2 separate regions of the Homo sapiens genome follow, and region 2 is linked to region 1. Evidence: read pairs that join two places in POLR2A ChIA-PET (ENCODE). Cell type or tissue: PC-9. All regions are shown on one strand. Each heading gives the region's core, and the rest is flanking DNA. Links, peaks and the distances in the headings are about the cores only. Region 1 overlaps BORCS5 (BLOC-1 related complex subunit 5). Region 2 overlaps DUSP16 (dual specificity phosphatase 16).

What was found. Peaks named below come from ENCODE experiments on the same cell type or tissue, not always from the same donor. Only the 100,000 strongest peaks of a DNase experiment are listed, where the experiment ranks them.
Region 2: POLR2A ChIA-PET joins it to region 1 with 19 read pairs; 18 of 35 experiments call an interaction of 5 or more read pairs at or near these places.

The regions. Positions count from the first base shown.
Region 1 is chr12:12,360,456-12,368,696 of GRCh38, forward strand. BORCS5 (BLOC-1 related complex subunit 5) reads left to right here. Exons shown (of 4, transcript NM_058169.6): 2 at 751-894. Among named protein-coding and RNA genes, the nearest start is that of BORCS5, 7.5 kb to the left of the region's middle. In PC-9, for the core only: no CTCF peak of the experiment used is centred there; no DNase peak of the experiment used is centred there; H3K27ac peaks cover 419 bases.
Region 2 is chr12:12,552,275-12,560,661 of GRCh38, forward strand. All of the region lies in intron 1 of DUSP16 (dual specificity phosphatase 16), which reads right to left. Among named protein-coding and RNA genes, the nearest start is that of DUSP16, 6.4 kb to the right of the region's middle. In PC-9, for the core only: no CTCF peak of the experiment used is centred there; no DNase peak of the experiment used is centred there; H3K4me3 peaks cover 762 bases; H3K27ac peaks cover 663 bases.

The sequences.
Region 1 (8,241 bases), core at 242-8,241:
ATCATGGCTCACTGTGGTCTTGACCTCCTGGGCTCAAGTGATCCTCCCATCTCAGCTTCCTGAGTAGCTGGGACTACAGTGTGCACCACCACATCTGACTAATTAAAAGAAATTTTTTTTTTTTTTTTTTTTTTTTTTAGAGATAGGGTCTCACTATGTTGCCCAGGTTGGTCTTGAACTCCTGGACTCTGGTGATCCTCCCACTCAGCCTTTCAAAGTGCTGAGATTACAGGCATGAGCCACCACACCCAGCCTGAGGTGGCGTTTTTGTTTGTTTGTTTTTGAGACAGAGTCTCACTCTGTTGCCCAGGCTCAAGTGCAGTGGCACGATCTTGGCACACCGCAACCTCCGCCTCTCGGGCTCAAGTGATTCTCCTGCCTCAGCCTCCTGAGTAGCTGGGATTACAGGCACCCGCCACCATGCCCCGCTAATTTTTGTGTTTTTAGTAGAGACAGGGTTTCGCCATGTTGGCCAGGCTGGTCTTGAACTGCTGACCTCAGGTGATCTGCCCACCTCGGCTTCCCAAAGTGCTAAGATTACATGCATGAGCCACCGTGCCTGGCTCCAGCCTGAGCTTTTAAAAATACTATAGAAAACAGTTTCTATAATTCATCCCTGCCACCCCAACCCCAACTGCAAGATAGCTACATTTTATAAAATTATTCTTTTTAATCACTACACCAAAAACTGCTTTGGTGAGGCAGAGATGCCTAATATGCATCTCCTAAGCAGTGTAACTTTATTTTCAGTGACTCCTTCACCAGCCAAGCATAGAGCCAAGATGGATGATATTGTGGTTGTAGCTCAGGGCTCCCAGGCCTCACGGAACGTCAGCAACGATCCCGATGTCATCAAGTTGCAAGAGATTCCAACCTTCCAGCCCCTTTTGAAAGGTAAAGGATTGCGTTTTGTTTTATCTGAACTTGCTGGAGACGTTTGTGTAGCCCTACTACTTTCCCTCTACTTATCCATGTATCTTGCTCTCTCATCTCCTTTAGGTCTTTGCTTAAATGGCATCTTCTCAGTGAAGCCTTTCTTGATTTCCTTAATTAAAACTGCAGCCCCTTTGCCTACCTGTTTTTCTCTATAGCACTTAATTATCATTGACCTATTGCAAATATCTTTATCTGTCTATATTTCTCTGCTAGAATGTGAGCTCCATGATGGCAGGTATTTTCTCTTTTGCTCACTGTTGAATTCCCAGCACGTGAAATATAATCTGGTATAAGATAGGGACTAAGTGAATGAATGAGGTTGGAAATGGCCCTTCCCTGTTATATTCCCATGGAAAGATTTTCATTCTTATTTGTGATCTGGACAGTGGGTGGACTAGTTCAGATCCATAGAGAAAAATCTCCATCACTACTGATACACTCGTAATTAATCCTGGCGGCAGTTTTATATGAGAGTGTGTGTTTGAGAAGAGAGATTACCCACCCAATTAGCATATACTGTGGTAGTTACCTTTTGAACGAAGGCCACAACTTTATTATTTTTGTATCTCTATTAAGTAGTGGAGATTATTTTATATTAACTGGTGTTTCTGCTGTAAGAGTCCTTCAGTTCTCTCCTCCCTCACCCCCACCAAAGATTAGGAAATAATGAACATAAGGCCCTGGTTTACTTAACTTGGTATAATACAGTGTAAAACATCTTACATTTACATAGCTATTTGAATTAAAATGCCCCTCCTCATACACATATCATCCCTTTAATTCTTACATCATTAAATGTGTTTCAATGATTGGGGTAAGATAAGCTTCTTATAAGCCTTTTATAAGGCAGCTGGCATACACAGAGGTTGTACTTGAACCTTCTTCATTGATGTCAAATCCTATATTACACTGTTCCACACTATTTAGAAAACAAAAACAAATGGTGCTTTATAGATGATCCATATATTGTCTTATTCTTACCAGTGCTTCATCTGTTTCATAAATAAGGAAATACAAGCTTTCAGTTTCTTTTTTATTATTATTTAAGTTTTAGTGTACATGTGCACAACATGCAGGTTTGTTACATATGTATACATATGCTATGTTGGTGTGCTGCACCCATTAACTCGTCATTCACATTAGGTATATCTCCTAATCAATTTCTTCCCTACAGGCCTGAGAGTTAGACTTTGGTAAACATTCTGGCTCTTATGTAAAACAACACATTATATCATGTTACTCATCTTTTTTTTTTTTTTTTTTTTTTTTTTAGAGTTTTGCTCTGTCACCCAGGCTGGAGTGCAATGGCTTGATCTTGGCTTACTGCAACCTCCACCTCCCAGGTTCAAGTGATTCTCCTGCCTCAGCCTCCTGAAGTAGCTGTGATTACAGATGCCTGCCACCACGCCAAGCTAAATGTTTTTATTATTATTATTTTTAGTTGAGATGGGGTTTCACCATGTTGGCCAGGCTGGTCTCGAACTCCTGACCTCAGGTGATCCACCCACCTCGGCCTCCCAAAGTGCTGGGATTACAGGCGTGAGGCACCTTGCATGGCCTACTCATCTTCTTAGTTTTCATGATTTTGAGGAATAATGTGATTCTCTAAAGAAGTTAACAATAGTAGGGCATGGTGGCTCACACCTGTAATTCCAGCACTTTGGGTGGCTGAGGCAGGAGGATCACTTGAGTCCAACAGTTCAAGACCAGCCTGGGCAACACAATGAGACTCTGTCTCAACAGATAATACAAAAAATTAGCCAGGCATGGTGGCACATACCTGTCGTCCCAGCTAGTTGGGAAGCTGTTGTAGAAGGATCGCTTGAGCCCAGGAGGTCAAGGGTGCAGTGAGCAGTAGTCATGTCAGTACACTTCAGCCTAGGTGACAGAGTGAGATCCTGCCTCAAAAGAAAAAAAAAAAAAGCCGGCCAGGCGCTGCGGCTCATGCCTATAATCCCAGCACTTTGGGAGGCCGAGGTGGGTGGATCACCTGAGGTTAGGAGATCAATACCAGCCTGGCCAACATGGTGAAACCCCATTTCTACTAAAAATACAAAAAATTAGGCCGGGCGCAGTGGCTTACGCCTGTAAAACAGCACTTTGGGAGGCCAAGGCGGGTGGATCATGAGGTCAGGAGATCGAGACCATCCTGGCTAACACGGTGAAACCCTGTCTCTACTGAAAGTACAAAAAAAATTAGCCGGGTGTGGTGGCGGGTGCCTGTAGTCCCAGCTACTTGGGAGGGTGAGGTAGGAGAATGGCATGAACCTGGGAGGCAGAGCTTGCATTGAGCCAAGATTGTGCCACTGCACTCCAGCCTGGGTGACAGAGCAAGACTCCATCTCAAAAAAAAAAAATTAGCTGGGTGTGGTGGTGTGCACCTGTAAACCCAGCTACTCAGGAGGCTGAGGCAGGAGAATTGCTAGAACCAGGAGATGGAGGTTGCAGTGAGCTGAGACTACCACTTCATTCCAGCTTGGGCAACAACAGTGAAACTCCATCTCAGAAAAAAAAAAAATATCTGCATATAACTTTCAACTTAGCCAAAACTTAACTACTAATAGCCTTCTGTTTACTAGAGGCCTTACTGATAGCATAAACAGTTGATTAACACATCTTTTGTGTTATATGTTATTATATACTATATTATTACAATAAAGTAAACTAGAGAAAAGAAAATGTATTAAGAAAATTATAAGGAAGGCCAGGCACAGTGGCTCATGCCTGTAATCCTAGTACTTTGGGAGGCCGAGGAGGATGGATCACTTCAGGTCAGGAATTCGAGATCAGCCTGGCCACCATGGTGACACCCCATCTCTACTAAAAATACAAAAATTAGTTGGGTGTGGTGGCGTGCAGCTGTAGTCCCAGCTACTTGGGAGGCTGAGGCACAAGAATCGCTTGAACCCGGGAGGCAGAGGTTGCAGTGAGCCAAGATCATGCCACTGCACTCCAGCCTGGGTGACAGAGTGAGACTTGGTCTCAAAGAAAAATATAAGGAAGAGAAAGTATATTAACTATTCATTAAGTGGAAGTAGATCATCAGAAAGATCTTCATCATTGTCTTCACGTTGAGTAGGCCGAGAAGGAGGAAAAGGAGGGGTTAGTTTTGCTGTCTTAGGGGTGGCAGAGGCAGAAGAAAATCTACGTATAAGTGGACCCACGTGGTTCAGACCCATGTTGTTGTTCAAGGGTCAGCTGTAATTCGTTTTATGATTAATCACTAGTAGGGGAAATATCTAGAAGACTTGGTGTTAAGGGAAGCTAACCTCAGATTTGAAGTCATCACTGAGGGCTGGCCATGGTGGCTCACGCCTGTAATCCTAGCACTTTGGAAGGCCAAGGCGGTTGGATCACCTGAGCACAGGAGTTTGAGACTAGCCTGGCCAACATGGCAAAACCCTGTCTCTACAAAAGATACAAAACTTAGCCGGGCATGGTGGTGGGCACCTGTAGTTCCAGCTACTCAGGAGGCTGAGGTGGGAGTATCACTTGAGCCCTAGAGGTGGAGGTTGCAGTGAGCCAAGATTGCATCACTGCACTCCAATCTGGGCAACAGAGCAAGACTCTGTCTCAAAATAAATAAATCATCACTGAGTGCCCTGAAAGTGAATAATTAATGTGATGCAGTTAATGCAATGCAACTGGACCTGGTTGCATTGATAAATGAGTTTTAACTGGGACTTTGCCACCAACTATTATGTTGTCTGGCTTTGTTTTTCCACCTTTTTGAGCCTTGGTTATTAAGAACATTGAGAATAGGTGAGGAAGGAGGAAGGCTAGTAAGGAGCAGATTATAGGAAGAGGTTATCGGGGATTTGGTTAAGGAAGGTAGAGATGAGATCATGGCTCACTCCAGCCTCCACCTCCTGGGCTCAAGCGATCCACCCATCTCAGCTTCCAGAGTAGCTGGGACTACAGTGTGCACCACCACACCCGGCTAATTAAAATACATTTTTTTTTTTTTTTGTAGAGACAGGGTTTCACTATGTTGCCCATGTTGGTCTTGAGCTCCTGGACTCCAGTGCTCCTCCCACCTTAGCCTCCCAAAGTGCTGAGACTACAGGCATGAGCCACCATGCCCGGCCCGAGTTTCAAAAAATACTATAGAAAATAGTTTGTATAATTCATCCCCCCCACCCCAACCCCCACTTGATGAGAGTGGCGTGAATCTAGAAATGACAACATGTGGCTGTGGCCAGACTATAGCAAACAAAAAGCCAGTGAGCATTGAAGGTGATGCTCATGTTTCACTTGTGAAGACGAAACATCTTGGGCCGTGATTAGGAAAGATAGGCAAAGGGGGTGGAAATGATAAGTTTAATTATGATAATAGTATCTTATCCCCCATGCTTCTACATAATAGCTATTGTTCTTTCTGTTTTTATAGATTAAAATATTGAGGCCTAGAGAGCTTAAATTAATTGCCTAAAGTCACATGGCTGTAAGTGATAGCACATTTTAAGATTGCATCAGGACATAGAATAAGACTTAGTTTCCAATTCTAGCAAAGCCCATTATAGAAATCACTAGGATATACAGGAACTAGCGTGGTGGGTATGAGGTTGTTTGGGTTTTGAGGTGCAGCATTTGTTGCAGAGCCTCCTGCTTTGACGTTGTTCTGCCTGATAATTAAAAGCCCTACCCTCTGCCTGCTGGGCTGCTGCAGGGGCCAGGCATCACTGTCGCCTTTATACTCTGACTCTTTTTTCCCCCTTTCCTGCTTTCAGGATGAGGCCATTCCTCAAAATAGTAAAAAGGCCACACAGTGAAGCCTGTACCCCCCAGGTTTGATTTCAGAAAGCTTTTATTCAACTTAATGACAGTTTATTCTTTCAAAACAATATATTGAAGTATTACACAGAGTTCACTATTGTTTCATAATGTCATATGATGTAATGCTAATGCTGGTGGGTGATCTGCAGAGGCAGTGGCTGGGCGAGTTTGGGGCTATTTGTATGACTGAGGTAATGTTTGCATTTTTAATAAGCAAGCAGATTCTTTCTTTGGCCTTAACCCTTTTGCATAAATATACCAGAGTATAATTTATGCTCCATAATCCAAATATCTGTTCCTTTTTTTATCAAAGGGATTTCTGTTTTTCATAGCAATGTCTGAATTAGTAATTTATTTTGACATGTAAAGCATTTTATAGGAAATGAAAGATTAGAAAATTAGAAAGTAGCTACAAATGGCTGTGACAGAACACAAAGGCAAAATAGTAGATTTGATGTAAGTTAGCAAGATTCCAAGAAGTTAACAAACCCTGTATAGATTTCTTACTTGAAATTCAACCACTCATATTTTTTAATGAATCCCACTCTATTGTATGTCATTCTAAAGAAATGAAATATTTGCAAGAGAAAAGTAATATGGTTGGTGTTTTATATATAAAGTTACAAAAATAATTATTCACTCTTAGTAGATGAATATGTGCATATTTACACACATGCATGCATGTGACATTCTTTCCAACCGATCTGTCATTTTTGTTACTGACCTTGGATACAACGTAAGAGATTGTATTGCTGCCTATGGAAGGGGCTGTTTTTGTTAATAACAAGGATGATCAAACATATACAGTGTAGATACTGAAGTGATACTAAGCAGCTTTGTTGGGAGTTTGGTGTTTGGTTGTTAAGAACATGATGCATGTGAAGTAGATTTTGATAATTAAAAGGAGCCTGGGGCTTTTCATAGTGGAGCGAAATCTCATGGAACAGCAGTGAAAGCTTTCAAATCACATGGAACATTGAGAACTGGAACCTGAAAGTGTAGCTAGGGAAGAATGAAGCAATGGAAAAAGGGCGATAAGGAGAGCATGATGGAGCTAGATTTCAAATGACCAGTTTCTTCACATTCTTCTGTCATCTGGACAAATAAAAGTCTTTGCATTCATCAGATGTCTGCCTCTACCAGCTGTCAGACCTTATCATTGCATTGGAAAATGGCAGCCAAAGGAGGGGACAAGAGAATGGATCTTAATCAGAGCCACAGTCTTCTCTGAATGGCTTAAAGGTAATCTCTAAACCCAGGGGTAATCCTAAGTATATTTTCTCCCAAATACCATATTGGAAAGATTGATGACTTATTCCTGATTACTTTATGGGTTTGTATTTGTAATAGCTCTTCAGTTAAGCTTTTAAACATGGCTATTCAGAGAAGTGTGAGTTGTGTGTAAAAACAAAAACAAAAATAAACATAGCTGTTTACCAGCATTGGGTTAGCCTTACTCAGAAGAGTGGGAAGTACCAGGTGAATGGTTGCTTTCAACCGATTGAGAAAGTGAAGCTGTCTCACCAGAACACCCTCATCTTTTCCCTTACTCCCATAAATCTCTGTGTGCCTGCATCCATTCTTGTTTCTTTCCATTAAGTCTCAGATGAGGTATTCATGCCTTTCTCTGAAACTTAATGCCATTCTGTTTCACTCTTTCCATTTGCTGGGACTTTGCTCCTGTCCTTTTCTCTTTTTGTCTCGCAACTAGCTTAGTGGACCTCTTTCCTCTTGTTCAGATATACAGCTCTTCCCATCTTAAAAACAGAAGACGAACACTTTCTTTCAATTCAGTTGCCCTCTTGGCTACCACGCTTTCTCTGTTCTCATTTCTGCTGCCAAACTTACTGACTCCATGGGTGCTACATGCTGTCCCTGCTTCCTTGATACCTCTGCCATTTGGGAAGTTCCCCTGGACAGGCTCTCATATACATAACTTCATCCATATTTGCTGCTTTGGAGGATTACTAGTGTTTTCTTTTCATGCTTGAAGTTTTTTTCTCAGTCCACATCCTCCTCTTCTTTTCCGTATTTAACATAGGTTTCTATCCCACTTGTTAAAACTCCCTTCCTTTAGTTTATGATACCTCCCCACCCAGTGGTATTCTGTTTTGTTTTTTTTTTTTTAATCTACTGGTTAGTCTCTATTCCTCTCTGCACAGCATTTTGCCTAGTGCTCTTTTGGAAAAACAAGATTCTAAGGCGCTTTAAGTATTCTGAAATGTAGCCATTAAGATGATTTTAAGTCTCTGTCATCAACTTCAACTTTTTTTTCTTTTCCTTCTTCTTTTTTTTGAGATGGGGTCTTGATCTGTCATCCAGGCTGGAGTGCAGTGGCACAATCATAGCTCACTGCAGCCTTGACCTCCCGGGCACAAATGATCTTCCAACCTCAGCCTCCCAAGGAGCTGGGACCACAGATGTACCACACCTGGCTAATTTTTTTTTTTTTTTTAATTTAGAGATGGGGTGTCACTCTGTTGTCCAAGCTGGTCTCAAGCCCTGGGCTCAAGCAGACCTCCCATCCTG
Region 2 (8,387 bases), core at 245-8,244, 190 kb after region 1:
ATCTCTACTAAAAATATAAAAATTAGCTGGGCATGGTGGTGCGTGCCTGTAATCCCAGTTACTTGAGAGGCTGAGGCAGGAGAATCACTTGAACCCGGGAGGCAGAGGTTGCAGTGAGCTGAGATCACACCACTGCACTCCAGCCTGGGCGACAGAGCGAGACTATCTCAAAAAAATAAATAAATAAATAAAAAGCATTTACCAATTGTTGAATTTTGGTGTAACAAAAATATTCACAATTATATGAAAAGACTATGAAAATACCCCACCCTTCTTCAACTATGTATCCGTGTGCAGCCAGGTTTTCTTCACGTATTTCAACCAAAACAACATATCACAACAGATTGAATACAGGAGCAATTATGCAAACCCAGCTATCTTCTATAAAGAAATATACTAAAGAGAATGGCAAAACGTAAAACAATGCCATGTTTCTCACCAGATTTTTTTGTGTGTGTTGGAATACCTTTTTCATAAAAGCATATTATTTATATCAACCCTCTTTGTTTTTTCTTCTTTTTTTTGAGACACAGTCTCGCTCTGTCGCCCAGGCTGGAGTGCAATGGCAGGATCTCGGCTCACTGCAACCTCTGCCTCCCGGGTTCAAGCGATTCTCGTGCCTCAGCCTCCCAAGTAGCTGGGATTACAGGCGCCCACCACCACACCTGGCTAATTTTTGTATTTTTAGTAGAGACGGGGTTTTACCATGTTGGTCAAGCTGGTCTCGAACTCCTGACTTCATGAGATCCACTGACCTCAGCCTCCCAAAGTGTTGGGATTACAGGCATGAGCCACCATGCCTGGCCTAATGTTTGTTATTTTTTAAATAAATAAATATTTTAAACATTTTTCAGTTTTAATTTCTAATGTTAAGTATGGACAGACATAGTCTATATAAACAAAAGATTTTTGGGGTCCTCAGAAATTTTTAAGAGTATAAATGTGTCCTGAGACCAAAATGTTTGAAAACCATTAGTTTATAGTACCACAAAAAAATAGCACTTTTAAGTATATGTATACAAGAGAATGGACACCTGAATATGAATCAGAAGATCTTGGCTCCAATTCTAGCACCACTTCTTACTTGCTTTAGGATTTCAATAAATTACTTCATCTCTCTAAGGCCTTAGTTTCCTCATCTGTAAAATGGGTAACTCATGTCTTCCAAGGATAAAAGAGACAAAATATGTAAAAGCAATTTATAAACTACAAGGTACACTATTATTACAAGATCTCAAAGTTAAGCATTTTAAACACTTCTTATGATGTTTTGTTTCTTTGTTTTTGAAACAGGGTCTCACTCTGTTGCCCAGGCTGGAGTGCACTGGCACTAACATGGCTTACTGCAGCCTTGACCTGCCAGGCTCAGGTGATCCTCCTACCTGAGCCCCACGAGTGGCTGGGACTACAGGTGTGCACCATCACACCCAGCCAATTTTTTGTATTTTTTGTGGCGACAAGGTTTCACCATGTTGCCCAGGCTGGTCTACTCCTGACCTCAAGTGATCCGCCCACCTCCCCAAGTGCTGGGATTACAGGCATGAGCCACCATGCCTGGCCTCTTACGATGTGTCTATGAAATTTTCCTTATTCTTAAAATTTTATTACTAAAAACAGAACTTATAGAAAATGTCAAGTGCAGGCCAGGAGCAGTGGATTACACCTATAATCCTAGCACTTTGAGAGGCCAAGACAAGCAGATCACTTGAAGTCAGGAGTTTGAGACCAGCCTGGCCACCCTGGTGAAACCACATCTCTACTAAAAATACAAAAATTAGCTGGTGTGGTGGTGCACGCCTGTAATCCCAGCTACTTGGGAGGCTGAGGCAGGAGAATTGCTTGAACCCAGGAGGCAGAGATTGCAGTGAGCTGAGACTGCGCCACTGCACTCCAACCTGGGTGACAGAGTGAAACTGGGTCTCAAAAAAAAAAAAAAAAAAAAAAAGCCAAGTGCAGACTTTTGATTAGCTAATTAGCTCAAATGTCCAAGCATATAATTTTACTTTATTTTATTTTGCAGAGACAGAGTCTCACCATGCTACCTAAGCTGGTCTCAAACTCCTGACCTCAAGCGATCCTCCCACCTCAGCCTCCCAAAGTACTGGATCATAAGAATGAACCCTCATACCCAACCCAACAACACAATTTTATTGCATTTAATTTCTTACCCTACAGTTATAATTGGTTATATATTTTAAATCATTATTAGGGACATTTCCAAATATACACAAATGTAAAAAAAATAACAAACTCCAACTTACCCATTACTCAGCTTCAACAATTTTCAAAAATTTATCAATACTCTTTTATTCATTTCCCACTTCTGTGTGTTTGTGCCCATCCTGAAGTTTTTTAAAATGAACATTTCGCATCATTTTATTCTGCCTGTAAGTACATCCATATGTATTTTTAACACATGAAAATATTTTAACATAACCACAATATGACTATTATAGCTGAAAACATTATGGTTGTAACTATTAAATATCACCTAATATATATTCCATTTTCAAGTTTCCCAACTGTCTCAATTAAAAAAAAAAAGTCTTTGTTAGTTTTTGGTTGGTGGGTATTATCAAAATATCATTCTTACCAATTCTTTCTCAAGTCAACCCAAGATGTTTAACTAAAGCTACGAAGGAAGAGGAAATAATACTATGCTTCATATACCATGTACAGTTTACAAAACAAGTCAAGAACTATCTTCTCGAGGAATTTTCTTTTCCACCAACCAAACAATAACAACAAAAACCAAGCAACAACAACAAATAAACCCACTACAAAATAAGCCAGCATGGCAATACATATACCTTAGTATTCTGAGAAGTGATCCAAAGAGCACACAGCTCAGCTGCTCGGGAAGAGAAGGAGCTGTTACACTGTGAGCCGAAAAAGGTGACTGGAAACAACCACCCATCATTTTGGAAAAGAAGAAGTCAGGTCAGCCACAGGGTCAAAGCTGGAGGTGAGGTCAGAGACCCCGTTCTAGAGTGAGCACATGGCTCAAATAAGAGTCCATGCCCAAGACTATAAGTCAACCCCTTGCAAACTGCAACTCAAAGCTCAAAACACAGTGCTCTAAGCTAGAGATATAATGGAACGGCTATAAAAAGCAACAGGTGTAAGAACTGACTGAAATTATTTGACAAACATTTGTCAAAAGCCTACTCTACTATCCTGGGATATAAACTGTGTATTTAAAAACTAGTACAACGCACACTGTAAGTAGCATATACTTCTCTACACATCTTTCCCCATTTATTTTAAGAGAAATAATGGATATATTAAATATTAATTATCTTGCCATACCATTACATCTTTTTTCTATAAACGCAATTTGCCCCACCCCAACATACATAGACATTAAAACAAACCTGAATTCTTCTGTCTTTCCCAAATATTTTTGAGGAGTACAAGTCAGATTAACTTTTATTACACATACCACAGACCCACAGCATTTATAGCTGTAATTCTTTTCTAAATTAAGGCCAAGCATGGTGGCTCACACCTGTAATCCCAATGCTTTGGGACGCCGAGGTGGGAGGATTGATTGAGCCCAGGAGTTCAAGACTAGCTGGGCAACATAGCAAGACCCTGTCTCTACACAAAATAAAAAATTAGCTAGGTATAGTTGCACATGCCTATAGTCCTAGCTATTTGGGAGGCTGAGGTGGGAGAATCCCTTGAACCGAGGAAGTCAAGGATGTAGTGAGCTGTGATGACACCACTGCACTCCAGCTTGGGCGACAGAGTAAGACCATGTCTCAAAAAAATAAAAATTAAATAAATTAAGCATTTAGTTTAGGAGGAAATCAAGAGAGCACTAAAGAATTTCCTACCTTGTATTAAAATTGTTTCCCATAGGTTTATCTCAAGTATTTTGTAGATGAAAATTGGTTAGGTGCATACAGAATAATTCTTGAGGGATTTGGTTCTATAGACACACTTAATATCAACACTTTTTAAAATCCTTTACCTCAATTTCACCTATAAAAAAGTTTTGCTGGTCACAGTGGCTTGTGCCTGTAATCCTAGCACTTTGGGAGACTAAGGCAGGAAGACTGCTTGAAGCCAGGAGTTTAAGACCAGCCTGGGCAACAAAGTGAGACCCCCATCTCTATAAAAATAATAAAAATAAATAATAATAATTAGCCGGGTGTGGTGGCATGCACCACCTGTGGTCTCAGCTACTTGGGAGGCTGAGGCAGGAGGACTGCTTGAGCCCAGGAGTTTGAGACTACAGTGAGCTATGATTGCTCTATTGCACTTCAGCCTGTGTGACAGAGACAGACCCCATCTTTAATTAAAAAAAAAAAAATTAAAAACTGCAAAAAGAGTGAAGGGCACATATTTCTTAAAGAATGCTTCAGAAGAACAAAATGTGCCCCAAAACATGAAATAGCTCCTGATAATATCAGTTTTTAGTTGACCACTATGAAGGACATCTTCTAAACAATAACAAAACAAACCTGGCAGTCCAATAACTACAGGAAAGATCAAGACTTCCCCATTTTGGAACATCTTTGCTTCAGGTTTTTACTTTTTGTAGTAATACAGGAACAATATGCCATAGGGACAAGAGTTGAACAGGTGTCATCCCTTACCCTATTTTACCTATTGGTAATTAAGCCTAACAGTTTATTGTCTGTACATCTTTTCTTTTGTATGTTCCCATACAAAACAATCTTTGGAATTTAGCTTCACTTTATGACACTATGGTGATTATTGTTCCTAACAGAGAGTCTAACCTAAGAATATAGCCCAATACGTGAAAAAGCTAACTGAACAGTAAACAATGACATTAATCTCATTGTAAAAAAACATGAGATTCTTAGCAAATGGCAGCAAAAGAACTGTGGATACATTAACAAGGCATTAAAAAAAAAATTTAAAGTTTCTGGCCGGGTGTGGTGGCTCACACCTGTAATCCCAGCACTTTGGGAGGCCAAGGCGGGTGGAACACGAGGTCAGGAGATCGAGACCATCCTGGCCAACGTGGTGAAACCCCGTCTCTACTAAAATACAAAAAAAAATTAGCTGGGTGCGGTGGCACACGCCTGTAGTCCCAGCTACTCGGGAGGCTGAGGAAGGGGAATCGCTTGAACCCGGGAGGCGGAGGCTGCAGAAAGCCGAGATGGCGCCACTGCACTCCAGCCTGGCGACAGAGCAAGACTCCGTCTCAAAAAAAAAAAAAAAAAAATCTAAGTTTCCATGCTTTGACCTAAAAAAAAGTCACATAGGTTTCTTTTTCTTTAATTCCCATTTCTTTTTTTAAAAACTGGTTAATGTGTAGATTTTTATTCAAATTCATTTGGACTGCACATGAATATTAAAAAGTTATAACATGAAGACTGTTCATTAGACTATCATAGGCAAAGCAAGTGATTCACAGAATAAGTGCAATTTATCGACCCTGATCATTACCTTTACTACCGACCACTATTTAACATCACTTTTTTAATGTACTGTTTACTTGTTTACTGTCTTTGTTTATTGTCCTGTCTTCTCCCACTAGAATATAAGTTACGTAAGGGCAAAAACTTTCTCTTATTTTCCACTGTATGGCCAGGGTCTAGCACTTGGTAGAGGATCAGCATAAATTTGCTGAATGAGATGGGTGAATACCTTCCGCCTTTCGCCTCCCCCACTTCCCTCTCTCCATACACATGTTAACCAATCTTTAAGGCCAGGGTCAAATTCTATTATCTCTATGAAGATTACCTCCCTGAGCCCTCTTTCTCTTTTGTACCTGAATTTGGCACTTGCCAGCTGTCTGGTAATTATCTTTGCATATGTATGTATCTCCCTTAAAATTCTTATAATCCTGTTCTCCATAACATGGGCCAGTGTCCCCAACTTTTGGAATCCATCTCAGCACATGTAAACAGCATACTGCTAACAAATGTTTTGCTTGATTCCTATCAGTAGTTAATCCAGAAATTCAGTTAATAATTTCAGTTTATAATGTATCCCTCCCTTTCAAATAACTCAAAATAGGCCATGATATTACAGCGAATCCCTCTTTTTATTTCTGACAATTTTAAATTTTACATTCTCATATAAGTAATGCTCATAATTTACCCTATCAATCACTATCCCTCAAGATTATATGTTTTTTTTTTTTTGATACACTGTCTTGCTCTGTTGCCCAAGCTGGAGCGCAGCAGTGCCATCATAGCTCACTGCAGCCTTGACCTCCCAGGCTCAAGAGATCCTCCCACTTCAGCCTCCAAAGTAGCCGGCACCACAGCTGCGTACTACTACCATACCTAGCTAATTTTTTGATTTTCTGTGGAAACAAGGTCTTTGTTGCCAGGGCTGTTCTCAACACCTGAGCTCAAGTGATCCTCCTGCCTTAGCCTCTTAAAGTGCTGGGATTATAGGAATGAGCCACCACGCCTGGCCTACATTTTTTAATGTAATAAAAAAATCTTGTGACTTTGTGGCAATACCTATAATGATGTTTCTAACCCCAGTCAAGAAGGGCGTGAAGTTTCATTCCTCTCTCTTGTTGCTGAGGTATCAGAGGGCATTTTTCCACTTATTCCTCTTTCCTTTCATGGCAAGATGTATTCTGTTCCCTTCCTTACTGATCATACTCCTGGCAAGCTTTTATTATTTCTTTGTACCTGTCCAAGGTAATCTGTCTTACATCCTTCTTTTGAGCCACTGTTTCCTCCAGTTATTTATTTGATTAAAATTCTAACTCCCTGTCTCAATCCATTTGTGTAGAAGAACCAGCTCTTCTTAAAGCCTGAGCCTGCTTCTTTAAATTCGGCCAACCTTTATGAACCTCTCTTCACACAGCCAACCCTTGATCATCAAGGATAATGAAATGCATACAAATAACAGATTGTCTACAACACAAGAAAATCAGAAAAAAAAAATTGACATCTGGCTTTGGAATTTATCATATGTAGCTTTGGGCAAGACTTATTTTCCTAATTATGTTTTTGTTTAAGCCAACATTCGGATTTTCTTTTATGATGGTGAATATCTCCGTTTTAAATGATCAGTAAATTTCTTTTAAAGCCAATCAAGCACCAACTATGGTTTTTCCTGTGAAATCTTTTTAACTAGTTTCTTTCATCTGTTGAAATCTGTCATAAAATCTGTTTTATTTCCTCTAAGTTATCTCCTTATTTTCTTGGGATTCTGATCCAAATCAGTTCACCCTATATTAATTTACTTCTTCAAATTAAAGTACCTTTTGCTTGAGAACTTAATGCATTTTAAAAACACTGAATGTCCAGTGAAATTTTTAGTTCAGGTAACACGAAGTAGAAAATTATTTTTGTCTAGGAAAACTTGGGAGTTCTAGGATAAATTATTACACTGGTAATTCTAGCAAATTATATTTAGTAGGATTTTTAGGATTAGCTGAAAATTGAAAAAATTTAATACTGGACAGCTATATAAGTCTGCTTCATCAATATATTAATCCCATATGCTAAACACTGTATGAAATTAAATTCCCAGTCCAGGGATTTACAGAAAATAGCATCAAAACACACTAACACATAAATCCTGCCTCTTATTCTGATCCCTACCTAAACTCTGCAACCTTCTCACACCTACTCTTCCCCCCTCCCATCTCAGCCTCACTTCCACTCTCAACTGTCCCACAAATAATTTTTAAACGTGTAGGAAAAAGGAAAAGAACCGGGGTAACAGTGTCTCCTCTTTTACTGCCTTCTCAGTTACTGCCATTAAGCTTTTGGCCCAAAGACTCCAATCCCCAATTTTACATGTCTATTTTTATTTTATAGGTACACACTTACAATCACCAAACTGAACGAAAGGATAGGGCATTCTAAATTGAAAAAGGAGCAAAACTGGATAATTCTGCAGTTCTGTTCCTAGCCCCCTCCATAATCATGCACTATGATCATTTGGCACTATAATCAAGCCAAATGAGATATTGTACTTTGAGTTGCTGATATAGCAGAGGTTAATACTAAAAAAGAAAAAAAAAATTAATTACCACAGTTTACATTTTTTATCTGAATGTACATTTATAGTACTTGAACCGAGTTATTTTCAAAACACTATTCACACTAACAAAATTCAAAATAAATTCATTTCTAATTTTTCCCCCATGTAGAATTTTGATAAGTGCAAAAATTATTTTACCTAAAATCCAACTCTTGGGCTGGTGTTATTTAGCCTATATTTTTACATAAGACTGTAAATGTTAGCCAAATTAAAAAAAATTTTAATGCAACTTTCCACATTGTCTTCAAACTCAGTAAATTCCACAATTTTAAAAAACAAAAACCTTTCACCGTGCCTACTCACATTTTTACTAAAATCCCTACACAGAGCCATACATTCTGCTTTTCATTTTACTTCTCCAAGCTGCTGCCTTCACCAAATAGACTCCACGA